2 separate regions of the Homo sapiens genome follow, and region 1 is linked to region 2. A link is an interaction called in ENCODE POLR2A ChIA-PET data of the cell type or tissue named here. Cell type or tissue: GM12878. All regions are shown on one strand. Region 1 has its middle 250 kb from the start of CTAGE1. Region 2 overlaps RBBP8-AS1 (RBBP8 antisense RNA 1).

Region 1 (5,000 bases), 110 kb after region 2:
GAACTCAGACTGGACTTACATCATCATGGGCTCCCCTGGTTTTTGGTTATTCAGACGGGCTGAATTATACCACTGTCTTTCCTGGTTCTCTAGCTTGTAGAAGGCTGATCATGGAACTTTTGTCCTCCATAACTGTATAAGAACAACTCCTATAATGAAATATTTATATATGCATTATAGTTGAATAACCAGCTGACCCTTGAACAATGGGGGGCTAGGGATACTGACTCCCTGGCAGTCAAAAATTCATGTATAACTCTTGAATCCCTAAAAACTTAACTACTAATAGCCTATGATTGACCAGAAGCCTTACTGTTAATATGAACACATACATGTCAATTAATGCATATTTTGTATATTATATGTACTATATACTGTATTCTTACAATAAAGTAAGCTAAAGAAAAGAAAAGGTTATTAAGAAGATCATAAGGAAAAGAAAATACATGTTCTATTCATTAAGTGGAAGTGTATCATCATAAAGGTCTTCATCCTTCTCATCTTTACATTGAGTAGACTGAGGAGGAGGGGAAAGAGTAGGGGCTGGTTTTGTGGTCTCTAGAGTGGCAGAGGTGGAAGAAAATCCATGTATAACTGGATGAACCCACACAGTTCAAATCTGTGTTGTTCAAGGGTCAGCTGTATATCCTCTTAGTTTTGTTCCTCTGGAGAATCCTGACTAATACAGATATTTTCCAAGATAGTTAGTAATAGATTATTACTAATTTTATGTACCAATAGTTATTTTGATAATTATAAAATTATCATTTGCTCACAACCTTTTAATTTCTATTTTTGCATATTTTGAAATTTTTTTTACTGAGTATATAATTAAGTAATTCTTTCAGAGAATGTGCTTAATATGTTTTTTGACTATTAGTGTGCCTATAAATCTTTTTTAAATTTGCACTCCCACTTCAATATGAATTTGGCTGGGTATAAGATGCTATATTCAAATTTCCTTTAAAACTTCTGAAAATAATATTATTTTTACAAAATCCAGCCTCTGATAATAATAATATAATATACAATACATTAATAGCAAAAACATGATAAAAATTTAACTGCCTAAAATTTAAGAGATACCCTTTTCATAGACCCTTGGATCAAATAAGTAATCAAAATTGAGATTCTAAATTAACTAATACATAATATAAAAGAGAATACTTCCTACCAAAATCTATGTTATACAGATAATGCTAAATTCAGAGGAAATATTACAGCCTTAGGTATCCTAATTATTAACAAAATAAGACTGAAAACAGAGGATGCAGTTGGCAGTTGAATTGGAGTTGGAAAAGGAGAGGAGCAGAAATGCAGTGAAGTCACCAGTTTCATTGCTGGTGGCACTTTTACTGTTAATTTTAATATTTACAATTTTGAACTATTTGGAATTTATTTTGATTCAAGGTATCAGGGTGGATCTAACTTTATTTTTCCTCCAAAATATCTAACCAGTTGTCTCAATATAATCCATATTTTCCTCTCTGATATGAAATTCTGCTTTAATCATAGAATGAATTCTCAGATGAACTTTGGTCTATTTTTGCACCAGCCATTCTGTTCTAATCATTTGAGTATACACTTTGGCATAGTTCCTGGATATTTTAATTATTATAGCTTTGTAATACATTTTGATACCTGGTAGAACAGGCTCCTTATCACTTTTATTTTTATATTTTATTGGCTTTTTGTCACATCTTCTAATTTTTAAATGAATTTAAAATAACTTTTTCAATTTCCTGAAAAGAACTAATTGAGAATTTGAATGGAATTGATTGTACAGATTAAATCAAGGGGGAATTAACATCCATTATATTGTTCTGTCCCAAGAACAAGGCGTTCATTCCCATTTAAAAATTTAAATTTCCAGTTTCCACTCCAATGTGTAACCAGCTTAGAAGTCATCACTCCCATCCTTACAACAAGACAAAAGTGGAACAAACTGAAAATCAACAACACTTCTTAGATTCATCAGAGAATTAAGGTCACAGAGCAAACTAGTGCCTTAAAAACTGGAGAGAAAGGAGAATACAGAGAATCACAGCTTAGTGGGAGCAGAAGCTGCTGGAGCCAGAAACTTAAACTGTAATGATGAACTGCTGGAAGCTGAGTGTGGACTAGTTTGAGAGTTAAAAACTTAGTGGTGGGGCGATTCCTCTCACTTTTGGAGTTTTACTTCCCTAAGCCCCACAAGGTGTTCTCTCATAGTGGAGACTGGAGAAAAATCCCCCTGGGCTTCCAGCAAGACAGGGAAAGTACCCATTTTGAAATAAGCTTGGAGTGTTCTGTCCTCTGCCTGCTCTCAAAGGAATTTACATTTCTAGAATCTAAATAATGTAGGGGAAGGAAAATACCCAACTCTCACCCTAACTAACTTTCCTATCTCACCTGAGAGGGAAAAAAATTAAGAAGCATTTATGAAGTTCACAGCCCAAGAGCACAGGCTCATTAAAAAATTGAGACCTAATTATGGAATTATAGAATGTCCCCCGCCAGTTACATATCTCATTGATGTGTCAACTAAACTCCTAAATCATAACAGATGATAATAGTTGAAAAGTCTGCAAGGCTCAGACTCTATTTAAAAAGACATTTCTAGGGAAACCCAAAGATAACTGGAGAGACAAAAACAAGGACAGTAGAAGAAATTGAAGCCTCAGACGCTTATAGCTACAACAAAAAGTAAAGTGTAGCTCCTAACCAGGTAATCATAAACCCTCACACCAAAGACTGACTTACCTCAGGTTCTATTACCTAATATATCATGTGTAACTTTCAACAAAATTTAGGTGCGCTAATGGGCAAGAAAAAACAAACATAGCCTGAAAAGACAAAGCAGGCAACAGAACCTGACTTAGATTTGGCAGAGATTTTAAGATTATCAGACCAACCAAAAATTTAAAATAACTATAATTAATGTGCTGAGAGCTCTGATGGAAAAAAAGGTAGACAACATGCAAGAACATGCAAGATGGGTAATATAAACAGAGATGGGAACTCAAGAAATCATAAAAGGGAAATGCTAGAAATAAAAAACATAGTAACAGAAATAAATGACCTTGTGTCTGAAACACCTCTTTTGAGTCCTTCATATCTCCCAATTTCACCTGTCTCAGCTGCCGTTGGCCATTTGCTTTTTAACTACGGCCTCCACAGCAAACTGTGGGTGGGTTCAGAGTGACTTCAGGAGTGTAACCCAGCAGGGAGCAGTGGCCCATAGTACAGATCTACAAGGCCCCTGAGCAGTGGTGTGAATGGCTTGGTTTATTGGTCAGAGGCCTGGAAGGAATAAGAATAGAAAATAAGGAGCAAATAGGGAAAGGAGTTGTGGGATGGACCCTTGGGAGTGATCATAGAGCATATGGATCTTTATGTCTCATATTAAAACCCCAAAGAGCATCCACTACCAAAGAGGTTCTTGACCTTGAAGCTGTCCACAATTCTCTTTTTCTCACATCTCACCTCCGATCCACCTGGAAATTTTAAAGGGTCTACCTTCAAATTATATTTAGAATCCAACCACCTCTGGCATCTTCCTGCTACTATTCTGGTCCATGCAAGCATAATTTATCCCAACAGCTTCCTAAATTGTTTTAGTGACTCAGATTTGCCACTTCCCTTCATTTTATTCTTCCATTAATAAACAGATTGAGCTTTATTATAAAATGTAAGTCAGATCTGGCTATTCCTTTTTTTTTTTTTTTTTTTTTTTTTTTGAGACAGAGTCTCGCTCTTTCGCCCAGGCCGGACTGCAGTGGCACTATCTTGGCTCACTGCAACATCCGCTTCCCGGGTTCATGCCATTCTCCTGCCTCAGCCTCCCGAGTAGCTGGGACTACAGGTGCCCGCCACCGCGCCTGGCTAAGTTTTTGTATTTTTAGTAGAGATGGGGTTTCACCGTGTTAGCCAGGATGGTCTTGATCTCCTGACCTCATGATCCACCCGCCTTGGCCTCCCAAAGTGCTGGGATTACAGGCGTGAGCCATCGCGCCCGGCCTGATCTGGCTATTCCTTTGTTCAAAATCCTGCAATGGCTTCTCATTTCTTTCAAAGTGAAAGTCAAGCCTTGTAAAGCCTCTATGAGGCTTTACACGCTTTGACCCCTTGTACCCCCTGCCTCATCCCCTACACTGCGCTGAATTCACTCTGCTCCAGCCACATTGGCCACTTTGATGCTCCTCCAGCATGCCAGCCATATGTCTCCCCAGAGTCTCTGCAGCGGTTCTTTCTTCTACCTGGGCCAGTCCTCCTAAGATATCCTTATGGTTCACTCTCTCACCTGCAAGTCTTAGTCAAACACCACCTTTACAGTGAAGCCAGGCCTTAACCCTCTTTCTCTGCCAATACACCAGCATCCTTATCCCTCAAACTGCTCTATTTTTCCATAGTTGTTAACACCTTCTGCATAATTTACCTATTTATGTTGTTTATTTTCCACTTCCCACACTACAAGGTAAGCTGCATGAGAAGAAGGACATTGTCTGCTTTGACATTGCTGGATCCTTGGCATTCAGTGCTTGGCATATAGGACATGTTCAATAAGTGTCTGTTGAATGGTTAAATGTACTTGAGTGAAGCTGGAAGCTTCCAGCATTCCATTTCTTGCTGGTGCCAGCAGATTGTATGAACTTCCTACAAACCAAGTTCAGTCAGCTGCTCATGGAGAAGTCATCAGTGAGCACAGCCTTGGTAGAGGAGGGTGTGTCCTGAGAAGGCCCTTTGAATGAGAGATGGGGGTGCTGCTACCTTCTAGACATAGTTTGCAACCTAATGAAGTGTTACGGTAGAATCAGGAAAGTAGACAGTGAATGAGGAAACTGAGGCCCTGGGAAGTTAAGAGACGTGCCCAAGGCCACATAGCTGTTCAGTAGCAGAGTACAGTATATTTTTCCTAAACAGAGCGTTGATGTACTTCCTTTTGTCAAAGCATGATAAAAATGAAAATGATTTTTCAAATACACACTTAGTGGGCCTGACATGTGGGTGTACATTTAAAC
Region 2 (5,000 bases):
ATCATAAGAACAAAAGTGTTTTATGTTCAATTAACTTGGGAAACCCTGGAAGACTTCTCTGAGTCTTTAAATTAACCTTTGTTGCAAATCTCTAAGAGAAAAACACAATATATAGTTTTCCCAAACTTACTAAGCCATAGACATTTTTTTCACGAAGCATTTACTTAGGCTAGTCTCCTGAAAGGCATGTTTAAACTACTTCTAAATATATTGATTGATACACTACATAGAAATTCCTGGGATCTATGGCAGAATGAGGGTATAGCAGGTAGATGTAGCTCACAGACAGAAATAATATATGGTATGAGAAAGGCTTATAATTTGCATGAAGAGATAAAATATTCACATCTTAAAAATCACTACTGAAAATTGATCAGGAATATCTGTTCCAATACCTTAAATATATTTTTGGCATGTACTTACTTAATTACATATTTTTCTTTAAAAAATTTTTAATGTAATACATTATACTAATAGATTTCTTAAAATTGGGAAATGTTGCTTTCTGGAATAAACTTTGCTTAGTTATAGAATATAACTATTTTAACACATTGCTAGATTTAATTTGTTAATATCTGGTTTCAGATTTTAATTGTAAGTATTCTAGTTTTCTTGTTGGAATATGTTTGTCAGGTATTGGCATTAATATTATGATAGAACTGTAAATTGAATTGGGAAGCCTTCTATTGTTGTTCCTTGAATTTAGGGACAACTTATCCACAAACATCCTGAATCTGGTACCATTTTTAATTGTAGAGCTTTAATATATGTATATTATATATAAAAAATATATATATATTTTCAAATTCTGTAGTTGTTGGGTTGTTTAGGTGTTCTACTTGTCATTTAGTTAATTTGGGGAATTTATATTTTGATAGAACATCATTTGTTTCCTTTAGATTTTCAAGTTTGTTGTCATAAGAAAAGTGGTAGCGGGGAGGGGCCAAGATGGCTGACTAGAAGCAGTTGCCATCAGAGGCTCCCACCAAGATAATGAAAATGGCCAACGAATCCTGCACTGGCAACTGTGGTATCCAGGTTCTCTCATTGAATTAGGCAGTTGGCGCAACCCATGGAGAGTGAGGAAAAGCAGGGTGGAGCAATGGCCCTCCTGGGAGTGCAGGGGAAGGGGAGCTCCCACCCCCAGCCAAGGGAGGTGTGAGTGATTGTGCTACCTGCCCCAGGAAACCACACTTTTTCCACAGATCTGTGCAACCCACAGGTCAGGATATCCCCCTTGTGAGTCCGTGCCACCAGGGCCTTGGGTCCCAAGCATAGAGCTGTGAAGATTCTTGGTGGCCACTTGGCTGGAGACTGCCTAAGACTACTGAGTTTCCAGGGGGAGGGTTGACCACCATCACTGCATTCTCCTGCTGCCTAAGATGACTGAGCACCTGCGGGGAGGGGCAGGAGCCATCACTGCAGCTCCAGTCTGCTGTTTTCCCCCTGCCAGTGCTGGGGATACTGGGTGATTTGGACTCAGGAGGAATTCCCCATGGCACAGCACAGCAGCTATGGCAGATTGTGGCCAGACTGCCTCTCTAGGCTGGACCCTGACCCATCGCTCCTCACTGTGCAGGGCCTTCCTGTGGGAATTTCAGCAATTCCAACCAGGGGTTTACAGACAGAACTCTGATCTCCCTGGGACAGAGCCCCAGGGAGGAGGGGCAGTCTCTGCAGATCAGCAAACTTAGTCTTTCCCAGTGCTGACTGTGGAATCCGGGCAGTCCTGATGAATGGGATTCCCCACAGTGCAGTGCATCCCCTCTGCCAAGGGACAGCCAGAGTGCTTTGTTAAGGGGGTTCCTGATCCTGTCCGTCTTGACTGGATGAGACCTCCCCTCCCCCTGCCCACCCACAGGGGTTGCGAGGCACCTTATACAGGAGCTTTTCTGCTGGCATCAGGTCAGTCCCCTTCCGGGACACAGATCCCAGAGGAAGGTGCAGGCAGCCATCTTTGCTGTTTTGCAGCCTCCAGTGGTGATACCTCCAGGTAGGGAGGGACCCAGGCAAATAGGGTCTGGAGTGGACCCCCAGCAAACTGCAGAAGCCTTACGGAAGAAGGGCCTGACTGTTAAAAGAAAAACAAACAAACAGAAAACACAGTAACAACCGCATCAACAAAAAAGTCCCTCCAAAAACCCCATCCAAAGGTCAGCAGCCTCAAAGATTGAAGCTAGATGAACTCATGAAGATGAGAAAGAATCAACAAAAAAAATGCTGAAAACTCAAGAAACCAGAGTGCCTCTTCTCCTCCAAATGATCGCAAGACCTCTCCAACAGGGGCATAGAACTGAGTGGAGGCTGAGATGAATTAATTGACAGAAGTAGGCTTCTGAAGGTGAGTAATAACAAACTTTGCTGAGCTAAAGGCAGATGTTCTAACCCAATGCAAAGAAGCTAAGAGCCATGATAAAACATTACAGGAAATGTTAACCAGAATAACTAGTTTAGAGAGGAACATAAATGACCTGATGGAGCTGAAAAGCACAACACAAAAGAACTTCACAATGCAACCACAAGTATCAATAGCCGAATGCATCAAGTGGAGGAAAGCATTTCAGAGATTGAAGACTATCTTGCTGAAATAAGGAAGGCAGACAAGATTAGAGAAAAAAGGATGAAAAGGAGTGAACAAAACCTCTGAAAACTATGGGATAATGTAAAAAGACTGAACTTATGACTGATTGGGGTACCTGAAAGAGATGGGGAGAATGGAACCAGGTTGGAAAACATACTTCAGGATATCATACAGGAGAACTTTCCCAACCTAGCAAGACAGAACAACATTCAAATTCAGGAAATCCAGAGAACCCCAGTAAGAGACTCCATGAGAAGATAAATCCCAAGACACATAATTATCAGATTTTCCAAGGTTAAAATGAAGGAAAAAACATTAAGGGCAGCCAGAGAGAAAGGCCATGTCACCTACAAAGGGAAGCCCATCAGACTAACAGTTGACCTCTCAGCAGAAACTCTACAAGCCAGAAGAGATTGGGGGCCAATATTCAACATTCTTAAAAGAATTTTCAACCTAGAATTTCATATCCAACCAAACTAAGCTTCATAAGCGAAGGAGAAATAAAATCCTTTTCAGACAAGCAAATGCTGAGGGAATTCTTCACCACTAGGCCTGCCTTGCAAGAGCTTCTGAAGGAAGCACTAAAGATGAAAAGGAAAAATCATTATCAGCCTACACCACAAAAGTCATTACCAGTCTAACACTACAAAAACACATGGAAGTACAAAGACCAATGATACTATGAAGCGACTACATCAACAAGTGTGCAAAATAACTAGTTAGCGTCATGATGACAGGATCAAATTTACACATAACAATATTAACCTTAAATGTAAATGGGCTAAATGCCCCAATTAAAAGACACAGAACAGCAAGCTGTATAAAGAGTCAAGACCTATTGGTGTGCTATATTCAAGAGACCCATCTCATGTGCAAAGACACACATAAGCTTAAAATAAGGGATGCAAGAAAATTTACCAAGAAAATGGAAACACCAAGAAAATGGAAAGCAGAAAAAAGCAGGGGTTGTAATCCTAGTTTCTGACAAGACAGACTTTAAACCAACAAAGATCAAAAAAGACAAGGGCAATACATAATGGTAAAGGGCTCAATTCAACAAGAAGAGCTAACTATCCTAAATATATATGTACCCAATACAGGAGCATCCAGATTTATAAAACAAGTTCTTAGAGACCTACAAAGAGGCTTAGACACCCCCACAATAATGGTGGGAGATTTTAACACCCCATTGTCAATTAGATCATCGAGACAGAAAATTAACAAGGATATTCAGGACTTGACCTCCAGCTCTGGATCAAGTGGACTTCATAGATACCTACAGAGCTCTCCACCCAAAAACAACAAAATATACATTATTCTCAGTGCCACATAGCACTTACTCTAAAATCAATCACATAATTGGAAGTAAAACACTCCTCAGCAAATGCAAAAAACTGAAATTGTAAGAGTCTCTCAGACCACAGCACAATCAAATTAGAACTCAAGATTAAGAAACTCACTAAAAACCATATAACTACATGGAAATTAAACAACCTGCTCCTGAATGACTGCTGGGTAAGTAATGAAATTAGGCATTGTATTTTTAGTAGAGATGAGGTTTCTCCATGTTGGTCAGGCTGTTCTCAAACTCCTGACCTCAGGTGATCTACCTGCCTCGGCCTCCCAAAGTGCTGGGATTACAGGTGTGAGCCACTGTGCCTGGCTCTTTAATTTTTAAATTATATTTTGTAGTTAAAGCATACATATTTTGTACATGGTGTGTTTACTTTTTTACATTTATACCTAAGTATTTCTTTGGAGCAATTTTAAATGGCATTGTGTTTTTAATTTTAGTTTTCATATGTCCATTGTTGTATAAAGAAATGCAGTTGATTTGTGTGTTGATTAAGCTGTAACCTGGCTGTACTTTTGTATTTTTTTTTTAGGGTTATAAAAACTTTTGATCCCAGTTTATTTTGTATATTAAGAAAAGTTTTGTAAATAGGGAGATTTATAGACTTCTTAAATAAATTTTACGTTTTTTCCTTCTCAATTACAACTTTATGAATGTCATTGAAATTAAACAAGCATTTGCTTTGTGTCAGGTAGATTCTGCTCAAATAGTAGAATAATAAGGCAACTTTTGTTTTCCATTTTTTTCTGAGTTTTCTTTGATTTTGATAGAGATGTAGAGAAGCTGGTGCCACCCCCTGTAACAATGTCTGAACTTCATCAGAGAACTTATCAGAATGAATCTTTTTGTAAAAACCCTGGTGGGAAATAAGTAGTCCTCTTTGATTACTGGGCAGCCCATTGCAGTAATACCTAATCGGCTGGCTGAACTTAATTAGCTTTAGGAGGTATTTTGTTTCATTTTGCTTTTATAGATACTTTGGGATTTTCTACACTGTCCTCACATCTGCAAATAGAAACATTTCACCTGTATTTTTATAATTTTTAAACATGCTGAAAATTTGAA

Evidence for each region. Peaks named below come from ENCODE experiments on the same cell type or tissue, not always from the same donor. Only the 100,000 strongest peaks of a DNase experiment are listed, where the experiment ranks them.
Region 1: POLR2A ChIA-PET joins it to region 2 with 6 read pairs; 4 of 35 experiments call an interaction of 5 or more read pairs at or near these places.

The regions. Positions count from the first base shown.
Region 1 is chr18:22,668,367-22,673,366 of GRCh38, reverse strand. No RefSeq gene overlaps it. Among named protein-coding and RNA genes, the nearest start is that of CTAGE1, 250 kb to the right of the region's middle. In GM12878, a CTCF peak has its summit at 2,286; a DNase peak (open chromatin) is centred at 2,216; H3K27ac peaks cover 378 bases.
Region 2 is chr18:22,780,566-22,785,565 of GRCh38, reverse strand. The region is part of intron 3 of RBBP8-AS1 (RBBP8 antisense RNA 1); the gene reads left to right. Among named protein-coding and RNA genes, the nearest start is that of RBBP8, 150 kb to the left of the region's middle. RefSeq lists enhancers at 817-1,366, 1,367-1,916. In GM12878, no CTCF peak of the experiment used is centred here; no DNase peak of the experiment used is centred here.